3 separate regions of the Homo sapiens genome follow, and regions 1 and 3 are each linked to region 2. A link is an interaction called in ENCODE POLR2A ChIA-PET data of the cell type or tissue named here. Cell type or tissue: PC-9. All regions are shown on one strand. Region 1 overlaps LOC112268225 (a long non-coding RNA gene). Region 2 holds the start of C1orf210 (chromosome 1 open reading frame 210). Region 3 overlaps MPL (MPL proto-oncogene, thrombopoietin receptor).

Region 1 (5,000 bases), 93 kb after region 2:
ATTGCTCAGGAGAAAGTAAAAGAGACTAACAGTTACCACTTGAGTGTTGACTATTTGCCTGAAGGGCCTTTTTAAGAAGCTTGGACTTTATCTGGTAGAAAATTAAGAGCTACCTAAAGATTTAAATTTAACTTTAAATATGTTTTGTTGAAGGTGCTCTTTGAAGTTGGTACTATAATCCCATTCTATAGAGCTGGAAACTGAGGTTCTTGTAAGTGAAGTAACTTTCTAAGGCCACACAATGGATAAGTGTTCAAACCAGGATATGAACTTGAAAATAAATAAACTGCAATAGAACTATGGGTGCTAGAATGGAAGTATACAGGGCACAGGAGAGGTACAGTTTAAGAATGGTCAAGTGTACAGGGGAGGAAGTAGTAAAGACTTTACAGGAGTAGGTGACATGTGAACTGGAAGGATGAATTGTTTATCAGGTGAATAAGGGGTTTGGAGCAGGAAAGAGAGAGGGTATTCTGCGTAGGGCAGAGCATGTATAAGCCATGGAGGTATGAGGCAACACCTGACTCCCAGCTATTTCCTTATGGCTACAGCTGAGAGCACTTATGGCAAAGTGGCAAGAGTCGTAGAGTATGCCATGACAAAACAAAGTCTGAAGGACTGGTGGTCAGTGTGGCGGGAAGAGAGGCAAGCATGGCACCAAAGAGCTCCGGTTTTGATCTCCAGTGAATTACACACAGCCACCCACGAAGAACTGAGCCCGACCTAGCAAGCACAGACAAGCGAGGCAAGAATTCATCACAACTGCACAGAGAAAGCTATGTGTGGTGAAGGGCCTCCTTTAGGGACTGACTGTAGAAAAACTATGGAACTGAGTGGTTAGCTAGTCTAGACAGGGAAGAGATACAGTTCAGAAGGCATGAAAAAGAACATTTCAGGTGAGAGGTCTTATCATTTGGCCTCAAGTCAAAAGAACACAATTTCTTAATGAAAGAACGTAGGCAACAACTAGGTGGGAGAAATACAATTCACAAAACTAGATTTGAAATTGACTTATCATGTCAGGTAATCCAATGTAAAAATGCTCCAGTACCTACTCCACACATTACTAGGGAGATACCATGGGGGACGAAATATGCACAAAAAGCGTCTCCTGAGGCTAAGCTCCTGAGACATGAGCACAGGGGAGCTGCAGAGGGAAGGAGAGGTTATGACCTCTTAGAGGAATTGGTCAATCGTTTTTTTCAAGCAACAATCACTGAGAGCAGAGAGTTCCAGATGTTACCCTATGAATAGATAATATGTATTGTGCTTCTACTGTTGTCAGCATTATCCTAAGCACTTTATATATATTAACCCATTTAAACCTCACAGCAACCCTATGAAATAGCCATTATTATCGACCCCAGGAATAAGGAGGCAAAGGCATAGAGAAGTGAACTAACTTGCCCAAGGCCACACAGCTGGTAAGTAGCACAGCTAGGATTTGAACTGGGGCAGTCTGGCACGAAAACCTGCTTTTTAAATCAAAATGTTATTTTATACTACTTCTCCAAAGACAAATCATAATAGTAATAATAGTAGCACTACCATTTATAGTGTTTATGATATGGGCTAGATGCTATAGTATGCCAGGCACACACATTATCTTGCCTAAGATCACTCAGCTCTCAGGTGGAAGAGCTGGATTCAAAGTTCAGGATGCTTGAATCTGGGAGACAATAAAGTGCACCAGGAGCTAGAATAAGTTTGTACAAGGTACAAATGTGGAGCATAAAAGAGGAGGTAATTAATCTTACCTGGTGGGAGTGGTATTGAGTTGTGGGTTACTGGAAAACTTCACAACTTCACACAGGGGTGACTTTTTTTTTTCTTTTTTTTCTTTTTTTTTTTTGAGACAAGGTCTGGCTCTGTTGCCCAGGCTGGAGTGCGGCGGCACAACCACAGCTTACTGCAGCCTTGACCTCCCAGGCCCAAGCAATCCTCTCACCTCAGCCTCCCGAATGGCTGGGACCACAGGTGTGTGCCACCACACTTGGCTAATTTTTTAGTAGAGACAGGGTCTTCGTGTGCTGTCCAGGCTGGTCTCGAACTCCTGGGCTCATGCAGTCCTCACGCCTCAGCCTCCCAAAGTACTGGGATGACAGGCGTGAACCACTGCACCGGCAAGAGTGGGGTGACTTGTGAGCTGATTTTTGAAAGATGATTGGGTATTCATCAGACAGAATGATAGGGCAGTGTTCCATGCAGAGGGAACAGTGGGAATAAAGGAATGGAGGTTTGAAAGAGCTGTCACATTCAGGAAACTGCAAGCAATGTTGATGGCTTGGGAATTGAGTGGGTGGCATGACAATAAGAAGGAGGCAGGGGGCTGCATCACACAGAATCTTACTTGCCTTTCCAGAAAATCTGAGCTATTTTTTAAGTTTTTCCAATGAAGTAAATGTAATGGCCAAAAAGAGTAAATAAATATCCCTAGGGAATCTGGTGGCTTAGTCTGAAGCTGTTCAGACTAGTAGGAATTCTTTGAAGACTATTTTTTCTTAATAATGCATGCATGCTGGCTGGGTGTGGTGGCTCATGCCTATAATCCCAGCATGTTGGGAGGCTGAGGCAGGAGGATCACTTGAGCTCAGGAGTTTGAGACCAGCTTGGGCAATGTGGCAAAAGCAATCTCTACCAAAAATTAAAAAATTAGCCTGGTATGGTGGCGCACGCCTGTAGTCACAGCCACTTGGGGGCTGAGGTGGGAGGATCACTTGAGCTGGGAGATGGAGGTTGCAGTGAGCCAAGATCGCACCACTGCACTCTAACCTGTATGACGCAGTGAGACCGTGTCTCAAAATAAAATAATAATGCATGCTAAATGTGTGTTCTCTGTTTTAAATTACTCTTAAGTAAAATGAACATTCCAGGATGATTTTACCTTGTAATTTTCAGTATGCCTGGCACACCCACCCCTACCAACCCACCCACCAGGTATGTTGTCCATATGCCCCCATCTCTACCAAAAATACAAAAATTAGCCAGGTATGGTAGCGAGTGTCTGTAGTCCCAGCTACTTGGGAGGCTGAAGTGGGAGGATCGCTTGAGCCTGAGAGGCGGAGGTTGCAGTGAGCCAAGATCGCGCCACTGCACTCTAGTCTGGGTAACAGTGAGACAGACCATGTCTCAAAATAATAAAATAACAATACATGTTAAATGTGTATTCTGTTTTAAATTACCCTTAAAATGAACATTCCAGGAAGATTTTATCTTGTGATTTTCAGTATGTCTGGCACACCCACCCTACATGGGGAGTAAACTATCAAAAGGCTTTTAATCAACGGAATAATGTGATCAGATCTGCAGTTCAGAAAGACCTATCTGGCAGCCTTTTGGAAGACAAGTTAAAGTGGGCAGGACTGGAGATAAAGGATTTTAATCAGGGGAGTAATGTGATCAGATCTGCAATTTAGAAAGACCTATCTGTAGCCTTTTGGAAGATGAGTTAGAGTGGGCATGGCTAGAGATATGGAGTCTGAACAATACTTTTAGTAAGAGAGGCCTAGAGCCTAAACTGTAGGACAGGGTGGATGGACACTGGGGAGACAGAATTGGTAGGATTTAGTATCTGATTAGGTATGAGGGGGTTGGGGACCCAGAGGGAGAATAATTTAGAATGGTTTCCATATTCCTGGCTTAGAAGAGAAACAGGTGTGTAGGCTAGAATAACTGGATTTGGACATTCAACCAGCTGTGGATCATACAGGTAGAGATATCCATCAGGAATCTGCAGCTCAGCAAAGAGGTCTGAGCTGAAAATAAAACTCGCTTAAATTATGCACATAAAAGTGGTGGTCACAGAAAGCAGGTAGAAGAAGAAGAAAAGGGGGTTAAGGACAAGTCCTAGAGAATAACATTTAAGAAGCAGGAAGAAGTATAAAAGTCCAAAAGCTGCAGAGAAGGAATGGCCAGAGAGGAGGATGAACAAGGAGAGCATGTGCCATAGAAGCCATGGGGGAGAAAGAGACTAAAGGAAATGGTCAGCATTAAATGCTGCAGATACATTACTATGAGGATTGAAAAAACTCTGGATTTAGCCATTAGGTCAACAGTGATCTCTGAGTTTCTGAGGAGTGGTGGAAGTAGAAGCCCAAACACAGGGGTTGAAAAGTGAATGGGAGGTAAAAGAAACAGTGATTCTAAGCACTTTGTTTCAAGAGCATGGCGCGAGTGAGTCAGTGAGAGGGGATGTAGGGTTAAGAAGGATCTTTTAACATGGAAGAGACACTAAAATGGCACTATCTAAGGCCATGAAATGTAGCCCAGAGAAACTGGCAAAAAGAATGAAGGATAGACTGGGTGTGGTGGCTCACACCTGTAATCCCAGCACTTTGGGAGGCTGAGGTGGGAGGATCGCTTGAGCTCAGGAGTTTGAGACCAGCCAGGGCAACATAGAGACCCTGTCTCCATTAAAAATAATAATAATTTAAAAATTAGCTGGGCATGGTGGCACATGCCTGTGGTCCCAGCTACTTGGGAGGCTGAGAGGTGGGAGGATCACTTGAGCCTAGAGGACCACCTGAGTTGCAGGATCACAGTGAGAGGTGATTGTGCCACTGCACTCAAGCCTGGATGACAGAGTGAGACCCTGTCTCAAAAAAAAAAAAAAAAATGAACAAAGGATATCTACGTAGGGAATGTGGGCAAGAAAAGATGAAGAATCAAAATGACCACAAACTAGGGAAATTAGGGTGAGAATTAGGGAAAGCAGTGGAATGGCAGAGAAAACATAGGAAGACGAGCATCCCAAGGCACTTATATTTGATTCAGTAGGAAAGGTTATCTTCATGTGGAAGAAGTATAATTTATTGCCTATACTGGAGGAGTCTCTTTGGTACATGTATCTTGCCCAAGGAGAGAGAGATGTGTGAGGGGGAGGGCGACTTCTAACACACAAGGTATGTCAGAACTTGTAACTTGTGATAACTTTGTGGTAACTTACCATCTCTTTGATGAATCTTCACTTAGAGAAAGATGTTTTAGAAAACAGTTTCAAG
Region 2 (5,000 bases):
CTCAACTAAAGTCTTCAGATTCGAACCCAGAGCCCAGTCTGTTGCACTGCTTGGTAAGCTGAGGATGGGAGACAGGGGCAGAGGTGGGTCCTGGCTCCCGAAGGTCAGAAAACAGCAATTGCTTGGAGCTACCCAGCCAAAGCGGAGACCACATATGGGGAGGGTGATGCAAGTTGCTACTGAGGACAGGGGCCCTGGACACAGCCAGAGCAGCCCTGGCCCTTCTAAGTTGAAAGCCGCTGCTGCCCACCTCTACCCTCAGCCCTTCAAGCAAACCCCTGTCCTTTCACCTCTACTCAAAGGAGGCCCACACTCTGCCCCCACAGGGAGGCTCAAGCCAGGGAGTATCCAAATGAGGATCACCTGAATCAGGAAATTATCACCCAGGGCTGGGGACACCTAGAGGAGGAACACTTCAATTAGGGGAGTAGCTGGAGGAAGATCATCCAGGCATGGAAACACCTGTAGGAGGAGCACCTGGATCAAAGGAGTGTCTGGAGGAGGCGCACCTGAATCTGGGGAGTATCTAGAGGAGGAGCATGAAAGTTAGAAGTACCTGGCAGACGAACAGCTAGGGCAGGAGCATATCTGCCAGTGGAGCACCTGAACCAGGGGAGTCCTTGGGGGCAGAGTAGCCGGGCTAGGGAAGTACTTAGGAGAGAAGTTGAGGGGAGTACCCCAGTATATTCTTTGATACAAGTGCCTTCAAACCCCCCCCAACCTCCTCACATCCAACCTGGTATCAATCCCCATCATGTCTTCCACTAAACATCTCTGGAATGACAATACCCTCTTCTCCACCCCACTGCCACAGCTGAGTCCAAGCCACCTTCCTCTTGTACTCTAGCCATAATCTCCTAACTGGGCTCCCCACCTCTGGTCTCTTCCACAGAGTGATGGGCCTACAACCCAAATCTGACCCCATCACTAGCCTGGTTAAAATCCCTTCAAAAGCTCCCCATGCCCCACAGTGCCTTGCAATCCAGCACACGGCCCTCAAGCCAAACTCTTCTTCCTCTTCTCCACAGTTCCCTCCCCAGCACTTCAGACAGACACACATGCCCTCCTCCCACTCACCCACCCTCCTGCTCCCTGGCCACGCCCTCCTCAGTTTTTGGGGCGCCAGTCTGTCAAGGCCAAATCAGACCATACCTGCCTGTGAGGTTGTCCCTGGACCTACCCTGGATGACCTGTCACCATCCTGCCCAGTCAACCACCAGTCAGAACCAGTCATTGCTAGGCGGGCAGCTCCCCGTGGGCAACGGCTGGCTGAAGGATCTGTACCCTGGCGCTGCAGGGAGCTGGGCGTTCAGCCCCTCAGTGTGGTGCTTGTGAAATTAACGAGGGGAGCGTGAGAGTGAATATACAGGTGGGAGCGGGAGAGACGTCCTGGGAAGGAGAGGTCAGCTGCTCATTCATTCCTCAGCCTGCTGTGGGCCTCATCCTAGTACTAGGTCCGCAAAACATGAGAATGTGTTACACTGGAATGAACTGAATTCAATTTGACGTTTCTAAGGTTGTATTCCTATTCCTTTCCTCCCTGCCCTGTGAATTCTTCCCAAGAAGACACACACACACTAACCTTCCAAGGGTGCATATACACTCCCCAACAGGCCTCTGAACTCACAGCCCACACTGATCTGCCCATCCCCCATACGCACAGCCCCTCCCCCCAGGTCACACTTTCCTCCACCAACAAACACCCCTCTGACATGCACAGACACCTACCCCAACTCTGATGTGTAGCTTCCTTCCTGCTGCCAGAAGCCCCTTGGGTACTGTGCAGAGCCTGGGTACCCCCTCCCCGGCCCCCCCGGGCCTTCTCTTCTGTTCCCACCTTCAAGAACTGTGCACAATCCGCGGAGTAAGCTTCCGGCTGGGGCCGGCAGAACCTGGACAGGTGGGCGGGTCAAGGCAGAGCTTGACTCACCTGCGGAGGCAGTGGGCGGGGCTGAAGCTGCAGGTCTGGCAGAGGGCGGGCTGCGGCAGCGCCTCCAGTGGGGAGGGATAATTCTACCTCTCCCCCAAGCTTTTGCCAAGAACTTTATGGGTGTAGACCTCACCCTCACCCCCCAATGCTTGCGGTTTGTACAGCTGGGATCCAGAGAAGCGTCCAGCGGGCCCTAGAGGGGCAGACACCTCAGCAGGCAGGTGCTCAGGTTGATAAACAACTGAACGTCCGGTGACTGGTACAAAGTCCAGAGTTGAAGAGGGAGCTTTGCAGGCCTGTAAGGGTGGTGGGCTGGAACCAGAGCGGGTGGGGAGGGCATTCTTTCCAGGCAAAGCCAGGAGGACCAAGAACACTCCCAAATTGCCTACAAATGTGTGTGTAACTGTGTAGGGGGTGAGGGGTGGATCTGGATGGGGGCTCAGCCTTCATCTGGATCTCAGGATCCCGTGACCCCACAAGCCAGGCTCTGAACCTCTCCCGGGTGCTCTCTGATTCCCTTTAGCTTTACTCCTCGTCTCTGGGCCTGGTGCCCCCTGTTCTTCAAGCTCCAGTTCAGGAATCACCTTCCCTGAGTCCTCCCTCTACCCTGCAAGTCCCCACTCTTCCATGCCCAGAGCACCCACTGTCGCAGCATTCCTCATTATCTTGTGATTATTCGCTCTCCTGGGGTGGGGCCAGGCTTTGACAGCCTGTGGCTCCCAGCACAGTACTGACCCAGGGCAGGCTCCCCGTAACTACCTAAGGGAGGAAGGACCGCACGCGCCAAGGCCTGGAGGCCCCGAATTCGCAAGGATAGGCCGGGCACAGTGGGAGCAAGGGCTGCAGAGAGGCCAAGTATGGTGGCTCACGCCTGTAATCCCAGCACTTTGGGAGGCCAAAGCGGGTTGATTGCTTGAGCCCATGAGCGGAGATCAGCCTGGGCAACATAGGGAGACCCCATCTCTACTAGAAACACAAAAATTAGCTGGGCGTGGTAATGCTCACCTGTAGTCCTAGCTACTGGGGAAGCTGAGGGGGGAGGACTGCCTGAGCCCAGAAGTTTTAGGCTACAGTGAGCCATGATTGCGCCATCACACTCCAGCCTGGGCGACAGAGCAAGACCCTGTCTCAAAAAAATAAAAGGGGGGTACAGAGAGGGGATGCAAACAAGGCATGGTAGAACTGTGGCTGGAAGGTGGGGGCCAGTTCACACTTGGCCCTGAAGATCTTAGGATGAAATCTGAACCCTCAGGGCCATCCCTTCCCACCTTTCCTGCCTCCTCTGCTGCAGCTACACCAAACTATTTTCTATTTTCTTTCTTTTTTTTTTTTTTTTTTTTGAGACAGAGTCACTGTGTCACCCAGGCTGGAGTACAGTGGTGCGATCTCAGCTCACTCCAACCTCCAGCCCCTGGGTTCAAGCGATTCTCCTCCCTCAGCCTCCTGAGTAGCTAGATTACAGGCATGTGCCACCACACCCAGCTAATTTTTGTATTCTTAGTAGAGACGGGTTTTCGCCATGTTGGCCAGGCTGGTCTCGAACTCCTGACCTCAAGCAATCTGCCCGCCTTGGCCTCCCAAAGTGCTGGGATTACAGGCATGAGCCACTGCGCCCAGCCACCAAACTCTTTTCTATTCCCAGAACTCACCATGCCCTCTCCTCTCCCTGGCTCTGCAGGCTCTGCTCCCTTCTCCTGGGACTCCTGCCTTCCCCACTCTCCACTGCACCCCTGCAGATGGTGGCCCTTCTCCCCTATATCCCTGAACATGTGGGGTGTGATTTTCTCTTTAGTTTCCCTGCCAACCTGTAAACTCTGGGAATGGACTCTGCATCTGTCTTGTTTCCATCATATCCCCCATATCTAAAATGGCAAAAGTATACCCTTCTGAAACAAATTTGAGGAAAGAAAGGATTATCCTGGATGGGGCAATGAGGTGCCAAGGAGGGCTTAGGGTTTTACTTTATTTTTGAAGCAAGGAAATCATGAGATTCAACTGATATTCATTGAGCACCTAGCGTGTCCTAGACACTGTGCCAGGTTTTCTTAAATTAAGGTGCTCATATACCATAACCTAATTCATATAACATAAAATTCCCCATGTTAGCCATTTCCAGGCACACGATTCAGTAGTGTTTAGCACACTCATAACGTCATGCAACCATCACTCTAGTTCTAAAACTTCTTCATCACCCCAAAGGGATACCCCTGACCAGTTAAGCAGTATTCCCCGTGTCCCTTTCCCCCTGGCCTCTCACGACCATTACTTTGCTTTCAGTCTCTATGGATTTGCCTGTTCTGGATATTTCATATAAATGGAATCATATTTGTGCCAGCTTTTTAATGAACTATTTCACTTAATCCTTGTAACCATGCTATGAGATAGATGTTAACTGTCCCCTTAACAGAAAAGGAAAATGAGGCTGTGAGAAGGTAATTGGTATGAAGTCCTGCAGAGGAAAACAAGCAGAGGGTCTGCTCATCCATCATTCAGTAATTTATTCAATGAATATTTTTTGAATGGCCACCAGAGTCACAGCCAGCCCATATGTCACACATTGCTAAATAGCAGATGGCTATCTGCTGAATGGCCCCACATCATGGAGAACAGAGGGCAGACTGGGTGTCAGCACCCGCGGCTCCTCAGCCAGGAGCTCTGATGCAGTGAACAACCTTTACAACCTTCTGTGGCAGCCCTGACAACCATGCAGAGGCTCTGTGCTAGCTTCTGGGACAATTTGTGCCGCCATAAAGCTTCCATTCTGGTGGATAAGACGAACAATACACAAAGAAATAAATAAGATTATTTCAGATAACAGTAAATGTTGGGAAGAAAACAGCTTCATGATAGCTCCATGTGAACTTGAGAGGTGGGTGCTACTTTAGATAGTCAGAAGAGGGGACTCACTGAAGAGGGCATGTTTGAGCTGAGATCTGGCTAAGAGTGAGACAGTGATTGTGCCAATATCTGGGGGCAGAGCATTCTAGGCAAAGGGAACCGCCAGCACAAATGCTGAGATGCGGGAGCACGGCTGGCTTGTTCAGCTACAACAAGGCGGCCGCTTGATGGA
Region 3 (5,000 bases), 64 kb after region 2:
AATTTACAAACCACAGGCAAATTACCAAAATGTTTGAAGTCTGTTTCCTCATTGGTGAAATGAGGATGAAGCTATCTACCTTATGGAGTTATAGTAAAGATTAAATACTATATCTAAATACCTAGCATACTGCCTGGCATAAGGAAGGTGCTCAATATACATTACTTAAATATTAGTTTGTCTACTTTTATTCTCATTTGCCACACATATATACAACTATGTACAACATCTTATGGTTCTACCAAAACTTCCTCCCCCTGGACATTTCAGACTCAGTCTATCCAGAATGGAACTCCTCTTCCTCCTGAAGCTTTACTTTTTTATTGTGATAAAACTTACATACAACAAAGTGTACAAATTTTACATATATAGTCTGTACTTGTGTATACATCCACATAACCATAACCAGGATCAAGATATAAATTATTTCCAGCACCTCAGAAGCTCCCAATGCTCCGACACATCCCCCGCCACCAAAGGTAATCACCATCCTGACATTACCATTGATTCATTTGGACTGTTGTTGAACTCTATAAAATGGAACCCTAAAGTATATCTTCCTCAAACTTACTTCTCTTCTGTGTCCTGTCTCTGACAATGGCACCGCTACTTACCCAGTACCCAAGCCTAGAAGCACCCTTGACTCTTCTTGCTCTTCCCTTATCCCTTCCCCTTACTCATCAACTAAGTTGATGGCAATAACGTACTAATAGTCCTCAAATTCCTACCAGGATTGCCTTAGACTCATCTGTGACCATCCAGCCGTGTCATCCATGCTTTTAGCACACTAAACTACTCTGTGGCACAAAACCAAGCATTAAATGCTTCTCTGGACTTCCGTGGTGCCTTGCACTAATTAATTGTTGTGATTATTTACCTGTTTGGATGTCTTTCTCATTAGATATGTAAGAGACGGTGTTTTATTGCTTTCTCCCCAGTGCCTAACCCAATGTTTGGAGTATCACACAGTTCATAAATGTTTGCTGCCTTCCTGCTTGTACACATGATGCTTGTACCCCAGCGCCTAACGCAAATCTGGCATCCTCTGCAGCATGAGTATTATTTGTGGCATGGTCTGTGTGGCTCTGAATATATCTGTTTCTGGGGGTGTCCATCGCCCGACCTGGAGTTGTGAGAACACCCGGTAGGGTGTGCGTGTACCGGGATCCCTGCCGAGGGTGTACCTGGGTGTTGGTGTTAGGATACGTAGCTCTCTGAGGTGAGGTCTGTGTCTCAGGAGGTGGGCCTGGCACGTTTCTCTCGGGCAGAGCGTGATCCCGTTAGGGAGAGGCTCTCGGTTAGGGCGCTCTATCCTGTTGCTGGGAAGCGTGTTTTCTGCCGGTGGGGCTCTTTGTGGGAATCTCCGACCGCCTGGGGATTCGGAGCTGCAGGATTTGGGTCAAACAGACGCTGGGCTATCGAAGCCCCGACGCCGGGCCACCGCACGCTTCTTTGCTCAGGTGCTGGAGCCGCCTCTCGGGGCCCGAGGAGGGACCCTGGAGCTGCGCCCGCGATCTCGCTACCGTTTACAGCTGCGCGCCAGGCTCAACGGCCCCACCTACCAAGGTCCCTGGAGCTCGTGGTCGGACCCAACTAGGGTGGAGACCGCCACCGAGACCGGTGAGGCAAGCCCCGGCCGCACCAAAGCCGCACAGCGCCTGCGCCAGGGACTGGGCGCCGGGTGCGAGTGGGGCGGGGCTCGGAGAGGGGCGAGGCGCGGGGCGCGGAGAGGGGCGGGGCCCTGACCTTGCGGGCCGACGGCTGCGCAGGTGCCCGCAGTGCCCAGGGGCGGCGAGGGGCGGGGCCAGAGTAGGGGCTGGCTGGATGAGGGCGGGGCTCCGGCCCGGGTGGGCCGAAGTCTGACCCTTTTTGTCTCCTAGCCTGGATCTCCTTGGTGACCGCTCTGCATCTAGTGCTGGGCCTCAGCGCCGTCCTGGGCCTGCTGCTGCTGAGGTGGCAGTTTCCTGCACACTACAGGTACCGCCCCCGCCAGGCAGGAGACTGGCGGTGGACCAGGTGGAGCCGAAGGCCTGTAAACAGGCATTCTTGGTTCGCTCTGTGACCCCAGATCTCCGTCCACCGCCCGTGCGCACCTACGGCTTCGCCACTTCCTGCACGTCACCTCTGGGACTCGCCGCGGCTCCTTACACTCTAACACGCCCACTATACCGCCCACCTCGAACAGCCCCGCCTCCTGCTGCTCACCTCGGCGACTAGGCCACCGTCCACCCTTCAGCCAAACTGCCCACTCCACCCCCATCCAATCTGCCGTCAGGTCCCACCTCCTAAACCTAGTCCAAACAATGGCCCCCTTTCTCTAGCCCTACAGACACGACCTGACTCACTGAAACAGAACCTCTTGCCCCTCCGATCTAGCCTCACACAGCCACCAGAATAATCTTTCTAAAATGCGCACATGAACCTATCAATTCCCTCCTTAAATCCTTTCAATAGCTCCCAGGATATAGTCCAGGCTCCCTATGATGACAAGCGAGGCTCTGCAAAATCGGCCCCTGCCAGCAAGCACTTCAGCCTGTTCTACCCTGTGCATCAGCCTTTCCAAACTGGTTTTCTCCACAAGTCAGGTTTTACTTCTCAGTGCCTTTGCACATAACGTCCGCTCTGCCTGAAATAGCCTCCCTGTCTCACTAAACCCATTCATCTGTAAATAACTTTCTTCACCAACTCTTAAGAAACCTTTCCTGACCCTCCCCCTTTTGGCCGCTGCTCTGTGCTCCAATACAGTACCAGTAGTGTTTTACTGTGTTTATTTCTTTATATATCTTCCCTATTATACCTTACTTGGTCATCTTTAAATCCTTAGCACAGTGCCTGCCAAAAAGCAGGCCCTTAAATAAATGTTATTAATGAGTGACTCATTTATGTGGGAAGACGAAGGCTGAGGAGAAATGCCATTGGAGGCTATAAACATGAAGGGTAGAATGCATCCCACCTCCATCCTTCATCTGCTGCTTCTTTAAGACTTAGCTCAGAAGTCATCTCCTCCAGATGGTGTCTTCTGATGGTCCTGGGCTGGTTCAGGTGCCACTCTCATGGGCTACCATCTCCCTCTGAACATACCTCTCTTTGAACTTTTAATCTGCCCATACGTATGAGCAGACTGAAAGGTAGCCTCCATGCAGGTAGCCAGATCCAACAAAAAAGTTGGAGAAGTAGGAGGAGGTGGTCTGCTGAGCCAGGCATACTCAGTTTCTTTTCCCCAATTTACCAGGTAAGTCACACCTTCTCCCCTGGAGAGATATGAGTGAGGTCACTGAAGCGGCCTGAAATGTTCTACTGACGTCCCTCCACATGGAAATATGAAGCTAAAGAATCCAGGTTCTGGCCGGGTGCGGTGGCTCACGCCTGTAATCCCAGCACTTTGGGAGGCCGAGGTGGGCAGATCACAAGGTCAGGAGATCAAGACCATCCTGGCTAACACAGTGAAACCCCATCTCTACTAAAAATACAAAAAAAATTAGCCAGGCATGGTGGTGGGCGCCTGTAGTCCCAGCTACTCAGGAGGCTGAGGCAGGAGAATGGTGTGAACCTGAGAGGCGGAGCTTGCAGTGAGCCAAGACCGCGCCACTGCACTCCAGCCTGGGCCACAGAGGGAGACTCCATCTCAAAAACAAAACAAAACAAAACAAAACAAAACAAAACAAAACAACAAAAAAATGGAGGCCCCTCCAATACATCTTAATCCATATTCTTCCCAGATAGACTACCCTCTCCAGTAACTTACTAATAAGCTCCACTGATTTTCTTCATTCATTCATTCAGCTAATTTACTGAGCACCTACTATGGGTCAGACACTATTCTACACCCTAGAAATACAGGAGTGAATAAATAGACAAACTCTCTTTTCTCGGGGACCATATGTTCTAGTGGGGTGAGACAGACAAAAAGAAATATACATAACAATGTAATAAATGTACAACAAGTCAAATACTATAAGGAAAAATGAAGTACAGCAGGAGATAGCCTGTCATGGGGAAAGGAAGCAGCACTACAGTGGTCCCCTCTTATCCACAGTTTCACTTTTTGTGGTTTCAGTTACACGCAGTCAATTAAGGTCTGAAAAAAATTACATGGAAAATTCCAGAAATAAACAATTCATGTATTTTAAATTGTAAGTAGCACGATGAAATCACTTGCCATGCCGCTCTGTCCCACCCGGGATGTAAATCATCCCTTTGTCCAGCATCTCCACGCTGTATATGCTCCCTGCCCCATAGTCACTTAGCAGCCATCTTGCTTATCAGATTGACTCGTTGAGGTATTGCAGAGCTGTGTTCAAGTAACCCTCATTTTAGTTAATAATGGCCCCAAAGTACAAGAGTAGTGATGTTGGCATATTGTTCTAATTGTTCTATTTTATTAGTAGTCATTATTAATCTCTTACTGTGCCTAATTTATAAACTTTATTGTAGGTATGTACGTATAGAAAAAACATCTGCTGGGAGTCTTGAAACATATCCCCTGCAGATAAAGAGGGACTACTGTGTTTCAGGCAAGGTAGTCAGGGATGACATTTGAACAGAGGCCTACAATGAGGTGAGGGAATGAATCCAGTGTTCCAGACAGAACAAACATTGGAGTGTTTGAGGAAACTGCAGCACCCTTTGTTGAACCTGCCCACCACTGACTTCCCTCCCCTACCTGAGGTTTTCTTCTTACTCTACTCCCCTGCCCAACTTTATTGCCTTGACCATGCTCTTATATCTCCAAGCCTTACTCCCCGGCCTCACTGCTCCCCCACCCCAACTGCTGTCCTCCTCCCTGCCAATCCACTGCCATGGCTCAGTCTGCTTCTCTTCCTTCTCCCCCAGGAGACTGAGGCATGCCCTGTGGCCCTCACTTCCAGACCTGCACCGGGTCCTAGGCCAGTACCTTAGGGACACTGCAGCCCTGAGCCCGGTGAGTGTGCTTCCCTCCCCTGTGCCCACCACCAACCCTGCCTGGTACTGGATCCTTGCCCCAACAATACAACTTGTTC

What was found. ChIA-PET counts read pairs that join two places held together with the same protein. Peaks named below come from ENCODE experiments on the same cell type or tissue, not always from the same donor. Only the 100,000 strongest peaks of a DNase experiment are listed, where the experiment ranks them.
Region 1: POLR2A ChIA-PET joins it to region 2 with 12 read pairs; 14 of 35 experiments call an interaction of 5 or more read pairs at or near these places.
Region 3: POLR2A ChIA-PET joins it to region 2 with 11 read pairs; 12 of 35 experiments call an interaction of 5 or more read pairs at or near these places.

What each region holds. Positions count from the first base shown.
Region 1 is chr1:43,376,375-43,381,374 of GRCh38, forward strand. LOC112268225 (a long non-coding RNA gene) reads left to right here. Exons shown (of 2, transcript XR_007066049.1): 2 at 1,333-2,825. Among named protein-coding and RNA genes, the nearest start is that of MED8-AS1, 6.2 kb to the right of the region's middle. RefSeq lists a silencer at 1,960-2,128. In PC-9, no CTCF peak of the experiment used is centred here; no DNase peak of the experiment used is centred here.
Region 2 is chr1:43,283,716-43,288,715 of GRCh38, forward strand. C1orf210 (chromosome 1 open reading frame 210) reads right to left here and starts at 1,866. Exons shown (of 3, transcript NM_182517.3): 1 at 1,729-1,866. RefSeq lists enhancers at 1,847-2,405, 2,406-2,963. In PC-9, a CTCF peak has its summit at 2,023; a DNase peak (open chromatin) is centred at 1,986; H3K4me3 peaks cover 1,820 bases; H3K27ac peaks cover 1,072 bases.
Region 3 is chr1:43,347,383-43,352,382 of GRCh38, forward strand. MPL (MPL proto-oncogene, thrombopoietin receptor) reads left to right here. Exons shown (of 12, transcript NM_005373.3): 9 at 1,461-1,620; 10 at 1,881-1,977; 11 at 4,834-4,921. Among named protein-coding and RNA genes, the nearest start is that of CDC20-DT, 8.8 kb to the right of the region's middle. RefSeq lists enhancers at 818-1,789, 1,790-2,760 and a silencer at 1,655-1,864. In PC-9, no CTCF peak of the experiment used is centred here; DNase peaks (open chromatin) are centred at 1,689 and 2,099; H3K4me3 peaks cover 2,536 bases; H3K27ac peaks cover 3,170 bases.